2 separate regions of the Mus musculus genome follow, and region 2 is linked to region 1. Evidence: chromatin contacts called from ENCODE Hi-C or POLR2A ChIA-PET data. All regions are on one chromosome and are shown on one strand. The core of a region is the stretch at or near the end of the contact, and the rest is flanking DNA. Distances in the headings are between cores, read along the strand shown.

Evidence for each region. A loop is a pair of places that touch in the nucleus more often than their neighbours do. ChIA-PET counts read pairs that join two places held with the same protein, here RNA polymerase II (POLR2A).
Region 2: a map of gastrocnemius shows a loop between it and region 1 (9-fold over the local background). The contact joins the enhancer-like site here to the promoter of Kif26a in region 1. A Hi-C loop is called at or near these places in 7 of 37 maps with a recorded cell type or tissue (gastrocnemius and heart). POLR2A ChIA-PET finds 5 or more read pairs at or near these places in 2 of 5 experiments (Patski and embryonic stem cell).

What each region holds. Positions count from the first base shown.
Region 1 is chr12:112,142,870-112,149,415 of GRCm38, reverse strand. Kif26a (kinesin family member 26A) reads right to left here and starts at 3,208. Exons shown (of 16, transcript NM_001097621.1): 1 at 3,010-3,208; 2 at 2,460-2,702. The coding sequence starts at 3,051.
Region 2 is chr12:112,181,348-112,187,893 of GRCm38, reverse strand. Kif26a (kinesin family member 26A) reads right to left here. Exons shown (of 16, transcript NM_001097621.1): 16 at 6,147-6,546. Among named protein-coding and RNA genes, the nearest start is that of Gm36894, 34 kb to the left of the region's middle. Within about 2 kb of position 4,079, at least 2 of the 3 ENCODE cell types and tissues checked have a DNase peak (open chromatin) inside an H3K27ac peak, as active enhancers do; they include gastrocnemius and heart, where a contact is called at or near this core.

The sequences.
Region 1 (6,546 bases), core at 1,959-4,458:
TCACGACTAATCCGCCTGCCCTGGCAAAGCTACTGCTTGCGACCAGAACCCTGGACTAGGATAGAGGTAAAGGGAGGGTCTGCTGGAACCTATGACTTCTTCACCATAGCAGACTAGACACAGAAAAGATGGGGCTCAGGCACTCAGACAGCAGAATAAAGAAAGACCTGGGCTTTGGCTCTTTGGTGGAAGGTGCTATGCCACAATTCCCAAACAGATCTCATGGACAGGAATACGTGAAAGGGACCCCAGCAGGGTGATGGCCAGGTGGGCTCCAATTACAGCATCCAACAGCCATGAGTACCCAAAGGTCCAGAACGAGGGTGACCCTCAAGCCCACCTCAGAACCAGAGCTTCCCTACATGCATGCAAGGCAGGCAACAGGTGACTAGTGTCACAGAGGAGGAGACCAGCCAAGGGCTCTAAGAGACCCTGCCAGGAGGGTGTCTGCTAGGAGAAAGGTAGGCCAGAAGTTAATGGTGGTAAGTTTTTCACAGGCATAGAATGCTACCAGGCTGTCTCCTTGCCCCTACACCTCCTTCTTATGCTGAGATTAGACATGGGTCCCCAAGCCCAGGGCTCTAACCACCCGCCCAGGGTCCCAGCTTCAACCTCCATCCAGCAGCCCCCACAAAGATAAGCTGTGAGAATCAGGTAGACTTCCCTACAAGCTGTAAAGTGCTATCTTCACGGGAGAGTTCCTGCTCCCACAATGAATTAAGAGGTAGATCCCCTTGGAGGATCCTAGCTCTCCACCCTAAATTCTTAGCATTGCCTTGGCCTTGGAGAATAGAGCTACCAAAGACCACCCACAGTGATGATCACCGTGTCCCCCATCTGCCCTCCAGAGAGATCCCCCCTTACCTCAAAAGCAGACTCTGTGTGTGTGTGTGTGTGTGTGTGTGTGTGTGTGTGTGTGTACACAGTGGTCAATCAAGGGCTATGGTTGCAGTTCCCTGTGGCCCACACTGGCAACACCCCAGCAGTACCCGTGTGCCACAGGGCATTCGATTCTTTCCAGAGCAAAGCCTTCCTATCCTGAGCACAGCACCCCACAGGTTAGACAGCATTCCCAGGACAGACTGAAGCTTCCTCGTGAAACAAGACAAAACACATAGTAGATAAGATGCTCAAAGCCACACAAACCCTTGGCCAGGACCCTGGTTTGCCCACCACCAGGGCCAGGCAAGGTCAAGTAAGCCTTAACTGGTAGGGCGGAGGAGCAGCTTACGCCAAAAGCCACACACAGGAACGTGGAGAGGGGCAGCAGTGTGTGCAGGAGACCACAGACCTCCATTGACGGCCCCCAACCCCACCAGTTCACTACTATGACCGCAGCTTTTCCTTTACTAGGACTCCATCCAGTCGGCCAGGTCCTGGGCGGCAGCACAGTCAGAGGGGGAGGCAGCTCGGCTCCTAGATCAGCTTGCTTCCTGAAGGACCTCGGGAGAATATCCCAAGGACCCTCTCTGAGATCCTCAAGGCTTTCTAAGATCCAGGGCTCAGCAAAGGCCATTGGCAAAAGCCAAACAACACCCATGGTCAGCCATCCCATCCCATTCGGGTCCACAGATCTAGCTGGTCTGAGAGGCTGTTAACATCCCCGCCACAGACAAGCCAGGGGACCTGGAAAGGAGCCCAGCATAGACACACCTGACTGGCATCCACCATATCTGACCCAACCCAAAGGAAACCCAGGGTCTCCTCCTAACCACAGCACTCCTTAGAGGTACTGGGACAGGATGGGGACTACAGGCGCTTCCCAAGGACTGTTCACCAAGGCTGAAGGTTAGAAGCAGCTTCCTGTGGAGACCCCCCACACCCCTGCATTGCACACTTCCAGAGACCATTGTTCCCTGGAACAATACTCCAGTTCTTTACATGCCTGGCAAGACTGGCCGGAAAGCCCAGTAGACTCCTCTCCCACCAGCGCCTGCCTGCCATGCTGCAGCCTGGGAAACCCCGAGGCTCAAGAGTCATTACCCACACGGAAGGCCTGGGCCCCAGAGGCAGAGAGCCAGGGCAGGGCACAGGCCCATAACAGACACTGAGTAGGTATGGGACAATGATGCACGGCCCCCGGGTGCAGAAAGGGGCCCACTCTCTCACCTTTTATGCCCTCTCTATACAGGCATGCCAATGTCCAGATGCCCAAAGTGCCTCACCATGACAAGCCCTGCCCTGGGAGTGAGGTCCCGTCTTCCCCTTTTCTACCCCTCCCAAACACAGACTGATTCCAGCTGTGGGACATCTGTGGCTAGGAAAGAAATTTACCCAACCCCCTATGACACGCAGCAGGCCTCCTAGGGTGAGGTGCACCAACACACACTCTTGCAGACTATGGCACGGGGTGGGGGTGGGGGCACGATGAACTCGCCACGCTCCAAGCCCCAGCCCCAAAGATTCCCAAGTTCCAGCCCTTCCCTGTTTGAGATATGGCCTGAAGAGGGGTCACTTACCCGGAGAGGAGTCCCGGGCCCGCTGACCAACTTCCACGCCTGTCGTTTTAGCTCCACGAGCTTCGTGTGGCAGTGGCGGCACCACCCGCCCCCACCGGCCGAGTGGCTCTGCTCAGCGCTGGCCCCGGCGCCCTCCGGAGCAGGGCGGCTGCTGCATGGGTCTTGATCGAGCCCGGCGGGCAGCCTCTTGCGCGGGGATACCTCAAGTGGCGGGGTCTCTCGAGCCGGGCCGCACTCAGCCACCTGCGGGGGTTGGAGATGGGACAGTAAGCCCAAACCTTCGCGCGGCGCCACTGCGGGACTCCACGCGGCCGACTCCAGACCCAGTCGCTCACGCCCCTAAAGCCACGCTCGCACAAAAGTTAGGGCCCTGGATGCAACGCCAGGAGTCCCTGAAGAAGAAGCCCCAGCCCGACGCTCGGGGCCCCGTCCCGCTCCGCGCCCCACCCCTAGAGGGCGCTGTACACCCCGCTAGCATCATCGTTGTCCTGGGCTCTGAACCCGGTGCCCGTCGAGCCCAGCCGCCCGCTCCTAGCAGGGCCTTGCGTACCGCGGGCTGCACCGCACACAAGGAGGCGCCGCGGCCGACCATGGCACGGTCGCAGGAAGGGATACGTTGGCTCTCGGGGTACAGTGGCTACGTGATCCGGCCCAGGGGCACCCCCATGGCCAGGCCTGCTGCTCTGAAGTTGGCAGAGCAGGCGAGTGGCGGAGAGCACGCTGTGGACGCGACCGGCTTGCTCCGGGACAGGCTGGGCGGGGGCGGGCCAAAGCTTGTAGGGGGAGGGAAGGGGGCGGGACGCCAGAGCGCCGCCCCCATCCTGAGCAGAGCCAAGTGGGCGGGGGTCCCGCTCCTCCTTGCGGCCCCGCCTACTGCTAGGACCCCCAACCTGTTAGTTGAGTGTTGATGCGGGAGGGGCGGTGGGGGCTGCCGAGACACAAGTTACGCGCACGCATGCGCCTCTGTCTCTCCTGAGCGAGGATGGAGTGCGCCTCCTGGGAGGCACCCAACACTCTCATCACTTTGCGAGCGGGAAAACTGAAGCTTTTGCCCAAGATCGCACAGCACGAAAGCGGGTGGGGGTGGGGGGATGGGGGGTAATGAAAGGGGCTGGACCCGGGCCAACGGCTTCCCCAGAACACCCAGAGCACTTGAGTGTGTCTGGCCATGCTTTGGCGCCAACTGTCTCTCATGGATGAGGGTCGTGTTTCAAGAAGTGCAGTGAGGGGCTACGAACTGTCTCGAAGTGTCCTTGCAGCCGCGCCTGTGCCTTAAAATGGATTGCACACTGAGCCGCCTGCGAAGTGGGAGGAAGCGCTGCGGCTTGGCCCTGGGGGTGTGCCGGACCTGTTGTCTGCCGGCCTGGCAGATGGGGAGTTAGCTCCGGAATTAATTGCCTGTTTGTCTCCGACCCGGAGGTCTCCCTCCTTCCCCAGCGACCAGTTGTTGCTCTCGCCCAAGTCAGACCCCAAATGTCACCACCTTCTGAGGTCGCGGGGGACTCCGGCCCAAGCTCTGGATCAACCCGAAACCCCAGATAGGAGCCAGGCGGGATCTGCGGCGTGGCTCCCCGTGACACAAGCGCCACCTGCCGGCCGTAGTGAGCACAGGTTTCGAGGGCGCAGAGACAGGACACCACGCGTTCTGAGCGCAGAGCTTTCCGCTTGAGGCTGAGACTTAGGACAGCTGAGCCAGGGTGATTCAAGGAAAGACCCTGGTCGGACATCCCCAGAGCAGTCAGACCTTCGCACGGTATAAGGTCTGTCAAACGACCTCTCCTTTCCCCACCTGGACCCTGCTTACTTAGCCCTCCACTCCTACGCACTATTGGCCAAGAGTGGGATGAAGATCCGGTTTTCCAGGTCATCTACGACTTAAAAGAGTCTGTAAACACGACAGGAAGTCATGAATAAACTGGGAACGGGCTCCCCACTTTCTGCAACCCCCAAGCCTCCAGGCCCTTCTCAGCCTTGCGAAGGGAAGACAGGCAGGCGACGGCCCACCATGGGATCCGGGTAGCCTCAGGCACCACCCTCCTCAGTCCACCCCTGCAAGCACTACAAACAGCGTCACCCCGCCCGCCCCTCTACCGCACTGAAACAAACACCCGGGGCCCAGGAGGCTCATACATTGTTATCGACTTACACACACGCACACATACTCCTCACACGCACACCGAGAAGCATCACCCGGAACCCAGGGCCTGCGCTCATGATGGGCCACACCCGCAACTTCACTTCCCCGCACCAGCGCGGTTCTTCGGGAAGCATACTCTACGTTCGAGTTCCCAGAGGACACAAAAACACAGCTCCACAAGACCCCGGGATGCACCAAGCAACCAGAATGATCTCAGAACTCAGATCACCTCCCCCTAGGCTTTTTCCTCGCCCATCCCTGCAAGGTGAGATAACCGCGATCTCTGCGCTACGCTCTCCTCCGTGGAAGATCGCTGCTCAAGGCTCGGGTTCCAGCGTAGCCTCGACTAGAGAGGGAGAATCAAGCGGCATCAGCTCGGGAAAGTGCAGATACAGGTCTCCGCCCGGGACCTGCCGCGTTTTCGCGGTGCTGCGCAGCAAAGTCGCGGGACGGCGTCACCACTGCCAGCCCGGCCCCGCGAGCTCTCACCTTGCCTCGCCGCCGCAGGAGGTGACTGGTGAAACCCAGGATGATGTCTGAGTCCAGGCAGAGCGACCCCATCTCTAGCAGGCTTGGAACCTTTCGGGGCGCGCCGCGGGGCGGCTCGGGGGACCCCGGCAGCGCCATGGAGGAGTGGACCGTGGGCAGCGTCCTCGAGCGTCTCCCGCCGCCGCCGTAACCACCCCTCCCGCGCGCACCCTGGCCGCGCGCCCGCCGTCGCCGAGCCCCGCACGGCGCCCGCCGCCCACCAGGCCCCCAGTACTCGGCGGCCGGCGCCCCCCCAGCCCTGCGCTTGCTCCGCGCCGAGCGCCCGCGCTGACAGCCCCGCCCGCCCGCGCCGACAGCGCCCCCTCAGCCCGGGCGGCGAGCCGGACACGCGGACCCGAGTTGGGGAGAGGTGTGTAGAAGAGAATGGGGGACCAGGATCCCGCTAGGTCTGCACCTATCCGCCTTCCGCGTCCCAAGACACCAGGACTTTTTGCAGTGGGCACTGCCACCAGGAAGGGACACCGCAACCAAGTTGGGCTCCTGGAAACCTCTGCAGATAAGGGGCATCTTTCCAGCTTCACCCTATGCTGTCCTAGGCATCTTAGGGTCCGGTCTGAAGAAAAGAAAAAGACAGACAGACAGACAGACTTGGGGAGGCAGATAACCCGGTGCTCCCAACACTGCACGTGCTCCAAAGCACTTACCCCTGGGGCAGTGTTTAGGAACCCTCTCTCCCCAGGTTTGCAGCGAGGCTTTGCTTGGACACAAACTGGCACTCTAAAGCCTTGGGCATGGGGGGTAGCACGGGGTGAGATCACAAGGTCTGGGCGGAGGATCAGTCCGGGAGAGAAGGGGTTGCCTAAATAACCTAACCCCGCCCCCCAAGTCTTTAGAGGTAGAGGGTATCGGAGAAGGAGACATCTTTAGAGGCCAGGCTGGGCTGCTGAGACTCCCGATCCCCTCCACACTCCACTCTGGAGAACCTTGGAATCTCTTCATCTCTGCTCCTTCAGCGCTGGAGTCCCTTGCTTGACGCCCCCCTGTGGCAACTAGAGATCAGTGTCTCAGCCTGACAGGCCAGGGACCCTGTGGTTCTGCTTCCAACTCTAGTCTGCCGGGCTTCTAAACTGGAAAGGAACAAGAGGGGCCATGGACCCTTCTACTGCAGTGGCCATTCACAGTCTGGGACAGAGACCAAGACAAGCCATTAAAGGGAACGGAGCCCCTCCTCTCAGCTCCAGATCCGGAGCCTAGGCTCCAATAGGACATCAAGCTTCCTCTCAGAAAAACCACTCCTGTCTTCACCCGCCCCCCCATTCAGTCCCCTCCAAGCCCCTGAATCTCGGGAGGAGGCCATCCACCACCTCTGTGGATTGATTAAAGTCATTGTAAGGATTTTTTTTTTTTTAACGTTTCATTTACCAGGTCGAGGTCTGGGCAGAGCTGTCCCCAGGGAAATCT
Region 2 (6,546 bases), core at 2,830-5,329, 38 kb before region 1:
AAGCCAGGCTTGCACACACTGGCTGCCTGTGAAAACTCCAAGAATCCAATTATCAGCCTCCCCAGACAAGCACGAAAGCCAGTACCTTCCTGCCTCAGCCTGGCATTAGACAGAAGCCAGGCCAGCCCTGGCCCTGGGAGGCACTGGGGTGAGTGCTGGAGAGACAGGCTAGGCTGGCAAGCTGTAGCTCACACGCCAGCTCATCACAGTTCTCAGCAGAGGCCCCTGCATCTCATAAAGATGTCCAGAGTCGGCACCAGCAAAGCCAGGACCACAAATCAGTGAGGGCAGTGTCTGTGCGTCTCTGCCAGGCAGACCAGCTCCGAGACAGCCACAGGCTGCAAGAAATACAGCCCATCATCCTCTGTGGGGAGGAGAGGAGAGATTTATTCCAAGCACAGAGCCCTGTGTGTGATGTCTAGGACAGCTCAGATGCAGCCAAGAGATGCTCTTTCTACAAAGGGAAATTAAGGACCCACACCTAATATCCTCAGAACTCCCTCCCTGGTCCTCATCAGCATAGTGTGGGACCCATGTTACCAGGGGCCTCAACAGCAAGCTCCCTCTGTGGACTAAGACTTCTTCCTTTCTTCCACTAACTGGTCTTTTTCTCCATAGCTGTAAAGCCAGGACCCTCAATGGGAGGAGCTGCTATCCTGTTTTGAAAGACAAGGGCAAGCAGCAACCACCTCAGGCCTGCAGCCAACCTGGTCTACAGGAAGTTCTAGGAAACTGGAACTTTCCTGGCCTGGCCAACACCCACTGACGGCAGGTGGCATAGAGGAGCCAACCACTGGCAAGAGGCCTGGCTGCCTGGGGCAGCACATCCAGTGTGAACTCACTCCCAAGGTGACGATGACGACAGTTGGAAGGTGGCTGTAGTGACCTCACCTGGGACCGCCTTGTGGGTTCTCAGGGACGTCATTGCTCCTGTTCTCAGCCTCGGGGACAGGCTGGGCTGTCCAGGCCACACTAGTAATTACAGTGGCATCACCCTGCCCAGAGGCCAGCAGTCAACTCCCTCTCCATCCCTTTTCCAAGTCTGGGCCACTGAGTTCACTGTGAAACCCAAAGCTGGTACCGGGCTGCCATCAAGAATGGCCCAGCCAAGTCTTGGACAGTTTCTAGTACTTGTCAGGGCTGGTCTGCAGCCTGGGGTCCTGCTTTATGCACATGGTCTCTACCCCTAGAAACTCCCCTCTTTCCAAGGAGCCCAGATAAGAAGGACAAGAAGGACCCTACATCCACCTGGGTCCTCTGAGAACTTAGCAGCTCCTCAGGTCCTCATATGGCCTCAAATCTGTCGTGCCTGTGAGTCCGGGGTATGTGGTAGGGAAGCCTACTAATGCCATGGGACAGATGGATTGAGTGTCCCCTCCAAATAAACTGATCTGCAAGGTCCCAGAACCCAGGCAGCTGGGATGACCTCTGGGATACCAGGAGTGGCCCCAGGGCAATAGTCTGGGATGAGAAAATAATACCAGCAGGTTGCATGGGCTTTCAGCAGCCTGACGGAGTTTCAGTTACAGTTCTAAGAGGTTGAACAGAGCCCACAGCAGAAAATAAATAACTGCAAGTCCAGGCTGATGTCAACCAGGGTTGACCAGAAGGGACACACTTCCTACACAGAATCCCCAACTATTTGTGTGAAGGCTCCCCCTCACCTCCAGAGGTGCAGAATTGTCACCCCAGTGTGGCATCCTTGGTTGAATTTCAGGGCAAAAGAAAGGCATAAGGGTTGAAACCAAGGCAATGGAGACAAAGGCCACGCCATAGTCTATAATGTCCCCATCCCCGCTCATCAGTCACAGTGAACATGACCACAATGACCGGAGTCAGAGCACTGGGGAAGCAATGTGGGGCTTGGGGTGCTGTGGTATCCTCAGCATTGTGTTTCAATATAAACCAATGTGAAGCGTGGTTCTGTGTAGCAGAGTGTGGAAGCACACAACTGCAATCCCAGCTGGGGTAAGAGGTTCATGAGTTCGAGGCCAGCCTAAGCTTATCTTAAAAAGTAAATAAAATATAAAAACTAAAATCCAGATGGGGCACACCTGACATCCCAGTACTTGAGAGATGGAGGCAGGAGAATTGGGAATTAGAGATCACTCTTTGCTACATAGGGGATTCAAGGCAGTTCTGGGCTACACGTTTCTAAGAATAAGTAAACAAATACAAGTCAATAAAATAAGGTTGGGAAGACGGCTCTGAGGTTGAAAACACTGGCTTCTCAGGACCCAGGTTCAATTCCCAGGACCCTCACAACCTCTGTAACTCTGGCCCTAGGGGAACTGATATCTTTTCCGTGGGCACCACAAGCATGTGGTGTAGACAACAGACATGCATTCAGGCAAAACACTCATACACGTGAAAGTAAGTTTAAAAACCTAAAATACAATAAAACAAGTAAATAAAATTTAAAAGGACAATTCGGAAACAAACACACTAAAGGACTAAATTGCTGTTTTGTTTTTTTTTTTTCTAAAACTGAGGACCGACTCTGGGCCTCACACACACAGAACCAGTGAGCATTTTCCCTGGCCACCTTTTGCTGGCTTCATGTCCGTGTGTCATGCGTGTGCCTGGTGTCAGGCCTTGGAGGGCACTGGGTCACCTCGAACTGGCATTACAGATGACTCTGAGCTGCCAGGTGAATTCTGGACTTCCCACCGGGTCCTCTGGAAGGGCAGCCAGTGTTCCTAACCTCTGAGCCATCTCTCCAGCCTCAGCTATTCACTCGTTAAATTCTGAGCCCGGGTCTCAAATCCAGGGAGGATTTGAATGTTAGATCCCATGCCTCTGTCGTCAGAGTGATTGGGATCACAGGCCTGCATCTCACCCCATCTAAAAGCTGGGGAGGGTGCATTTAAGAGTCTTGGTAAGGAAGGCCCCTGTGGAGGACTGTTGGGCTGCCCAGGGCAGAGCCACGCCCTGGAGAGAAGGCTCAGGGAGGCTCGGACCTTCTAGTCCTCCCAGAAGTCTCTGTATGCGACAACAAGGATACTCCTCGCTCAGCCCCCGTGCCCGGTACCCCTGGGTTCTGCAGAAGGGAAAACCCTCTGCCCTGCCTTTTCCTGAAGGACTGACAGACCCTGGGGCTGGACCTCGATGCCTCCATTTGTAACTTAAGAACGTCTAAGGCCACCCATCTGGGACTGTGAGTGTGTCCTACCACTGAGTAGCTCTCAGCTTCCTACCAAGACCCCACCATACCCCATCCTGCCTCCACCCTGCAGGAAAGCCAGCCTCTTGGCAGCTCTGGGAATTCCTTCCCAGCTCCTCCCAGCCTCCAGGGCTTCCTGTGTGGAAACAGCCTGAATCCTGCCTTGCTAAACACAATATCAGGAGGGAGAGGGCGCCCTGTGAGCTTCCTGTTTGCAGGCAGCAGATCCCAGGGCCTGGCCCCAGTGCTCCTGGCCCAGGAATGGAGCAGCCAATCCAGAGGGGTGGAAGGAAGAGTGTCTTCACCCCAGTTCAGGAATGTAGGGGTTCTCCTGGAAGGATATGGCTATGACACAGGGCCTTGCAGTTCCCCGGGGGACTGTGAGGTAGACCTCCTAAAGCTGAGGCCACTTCCAGAGAGCTCAAAGCATTGTGAGTCCACGGCGTCTCCTTCTGACTCAACTTAGTTCTTGGAGAAGGGATCTCTCTCTCTCTCTCTCTCTCTCTCTCTCTCTCTCTCTCTCTCTCTCTCTCTCTCTCACACACACACACACACACACACACACACACACACACACACGAGAGAAAGACAGACAGACAGACAGAGACAGACAGAGACAGAGAGGAGACAAAGAGAGTCACACTTCTGGAGGCAGTAGGTCTGGCTCTGTATAGGGATTAACCCCCACAGCACCCCTCCCCATTGGGGGCTTGAAGGGGTGCAGCCACACAGCTCAGCCATTGCTCTGCCTGCTTTGACTGTCTGGCTCTTGCCTCTTCTGAGTTCTCTACTGTGTCCTGGAAGCTCCTTGCCCCTCCTACCCATTGGGCTTTCTGTGCCCAGGGCTGGCGTGGTTAGGGCAAGCAGAACAGGTCCCAACTCGCAGGCTGAGTCAAGCGGGCACCTTGCCTTAGGGAAGCACGTGGCCAGGAGCCAGGCCAGCTTCTGAGCCTGAGAGCTGACGCCTATGCTGCTACAAGCCTGCCCCCTAAACGGCCCAGGCCCATGCCCCAGCCTCTCCAGCTTCAGGTCCCTGCTGGCTGGTATCCCTTAAAGCTGGTCTGCAGTCAGGCTTCATTGAGCTGCACGATCTGGGAAACATTCCCTCAGGATCTCAATCTACCATCCTCTGTGCAGGAATGGGGTCAGGAGCTTGGGTGGCCCCATCCCCTCTGCTTCAGTTTTCCATCCCTAAGGAGGATGCAGACATATCCATTACAGGAGGCACAGGGCAGACTGCCATGGGCCCAGCTTCCACTACAGAGCTGGGTTCTGGGTGAATGCTGTGTTCCCATCCATAAAATGGGCGTAGAGGGACTCACATTGCTCCCCACGAGATTCCCAGCCCTTAATGACAGGGCTGAGAGCTTTGATGTCCCAGATGAAAGGCCATGCAAGGCTCCCAGGAAGGCCTCAGGACAGTGGGTTTCTAGTCTGGAAAAGCAAGTGCCATGTTCCTCAAGTCTGAACTGTGAGCAGCGGGCTTTACCCAGGAGGCTTTACCCAGCTGGGCTTTACCTACAGCCTGTCAAGGATCAAGACCGGGAATGCCTCTCTATGGAGAAGCTTTTGACAGTCCTGTGACAGAAAGATGCCAGTGTAGCTGAGGTGTCCCAACTGCTTCCCACCCTCATACAGCCCCGATGGCACATGCCCAGGAGGCAGAGCCCATCGCAGGGGCCTTGTGGGAAGCCTTTCCCAGGCTCTATGTGGACCCTGCCTGGACCCTACGCTGCTGTTTCTGCAGATAGCACCTCTGCGCAGTGCACACGGGCACTGGGCTGCAAGACATAAAAGTGAGCTTTTTGCCTCTCTCCTGAGACTAGCCCCCCAATTCAGTATACCCTGTACAACAGGACATCTAAATCCAAGGACAGAACGTCTTGGATGACACAGAGCTGGCTGGAAATATCACTGTCCTTCTCAGAGCCTGTGTGCTACTGGCTCAGGGGAGTCTGGGCACCTTCCCAATTGGCCTGTGACTCCCAGCCCCGTCACATCCACGGAGGCCAGGGAGCAGACTTGGTTAGAACGCTTGGGCATTCTGCAAACAGCAGAGTAGTACTGTCTGCCCAGAGCCGTCTTCCGCCCCAGACGGGGGCCCTCTACAAGGAGACTCATTCCTTTGTTCAGTCATTCTCTTCTCTTCAGCAAGTGCCCCCCAGGGCTCTCTGGGGCCCAGCCCCGTGTCATGCAGAAGTGTGATGACTCAGACCCCGCCCACCCAAGGGCCCCACCGAGGCTATGAGATACAGACACAGAGACCACACAAGGTGTGACTTGCCACCAAGGATGGGCCCTGGCAGCACCGAGGCCCCCACAAATACTGCTAGAGGCCAGAGAAGGGGGTATCCCAGTCATGGGGCTGCTAAGAGGGGCAAGAGTAGAGAAAAGCAGAACACCCAGGGCCCAAAGCAAGGTAGGACCCTGCAAGAGGACCGGGCACAGGACAAAGGGAGAAGCAAATTAACTCAGTAGGTGATGTGCAATGTGAGGCCACAGAGGGTACCCCAGGTTAGCCTCCCTATCATAGGGGGAGTCAGCCCTGCTGGGCAAGAGCTCCCGTGTGCTCAGGCACTGAAAGACAAAGAACAATGGACACCACAGCCTTTCTGGAATTCAGCTTGTCACTTTGATTTCTCCAAATAATAAACCCAGTGGGAGGGGCTAGCAGCCACCAGGGAAGGCTGTGTCCTTCCACCTGGCTCCCGGCTTCACCTTGGATCTTAGGGTCACAAAAGGTCTTAGGGGGTTAAAGACCCCCTAAGATTTTTGAAGCCTAGGCTGTTGCTAGCCACCTATTCAACTTCATGGGAGCTCATCTAGAAAGAACAGGGAAAGAGCAGGTCCCAGCACAGCTCCCTGACCAGTCGGTGGCTGCCTCCCCGCAAGGCCCAGCAGCATTCTTAGCCCCCTCGCACGGTAAGATATGAGCACATCAGGGGTAAAAGGCTCAGGGGCACCCCGGAAAGTCAGAACCATATAAACAATCAACACATCTTTTATTCACAAATAAAAACAGCCGTGAGATTGTTATCTACACATTTGTACAAAGGTCTGGACGCTTAGAAAATACATAACAGTCAGAAAGCACGAACCTGCGTGCAGGCCACATCACAGGCTGGCAGGCTCAACCCTCGTCTGCATCTGAAAAGAACAGCCTCCCATAGACCCCCCCACAATGCCCCCAGTGTCCCCCAGGAAAAGCCTGCCCCCTCACAGCTGCCAAGAGCCCCCAACCTGGGAATACCTGTACAAAACCATAAAAACATAGATCATTTGTCTTCAAATTCCCACTGCAAGCTCTATGTTTATAGGCAAAATGATACAAAAATATGAAGCTAACAGAACTTTTACAAAAACCCACACCCCCGTCTTTGTTG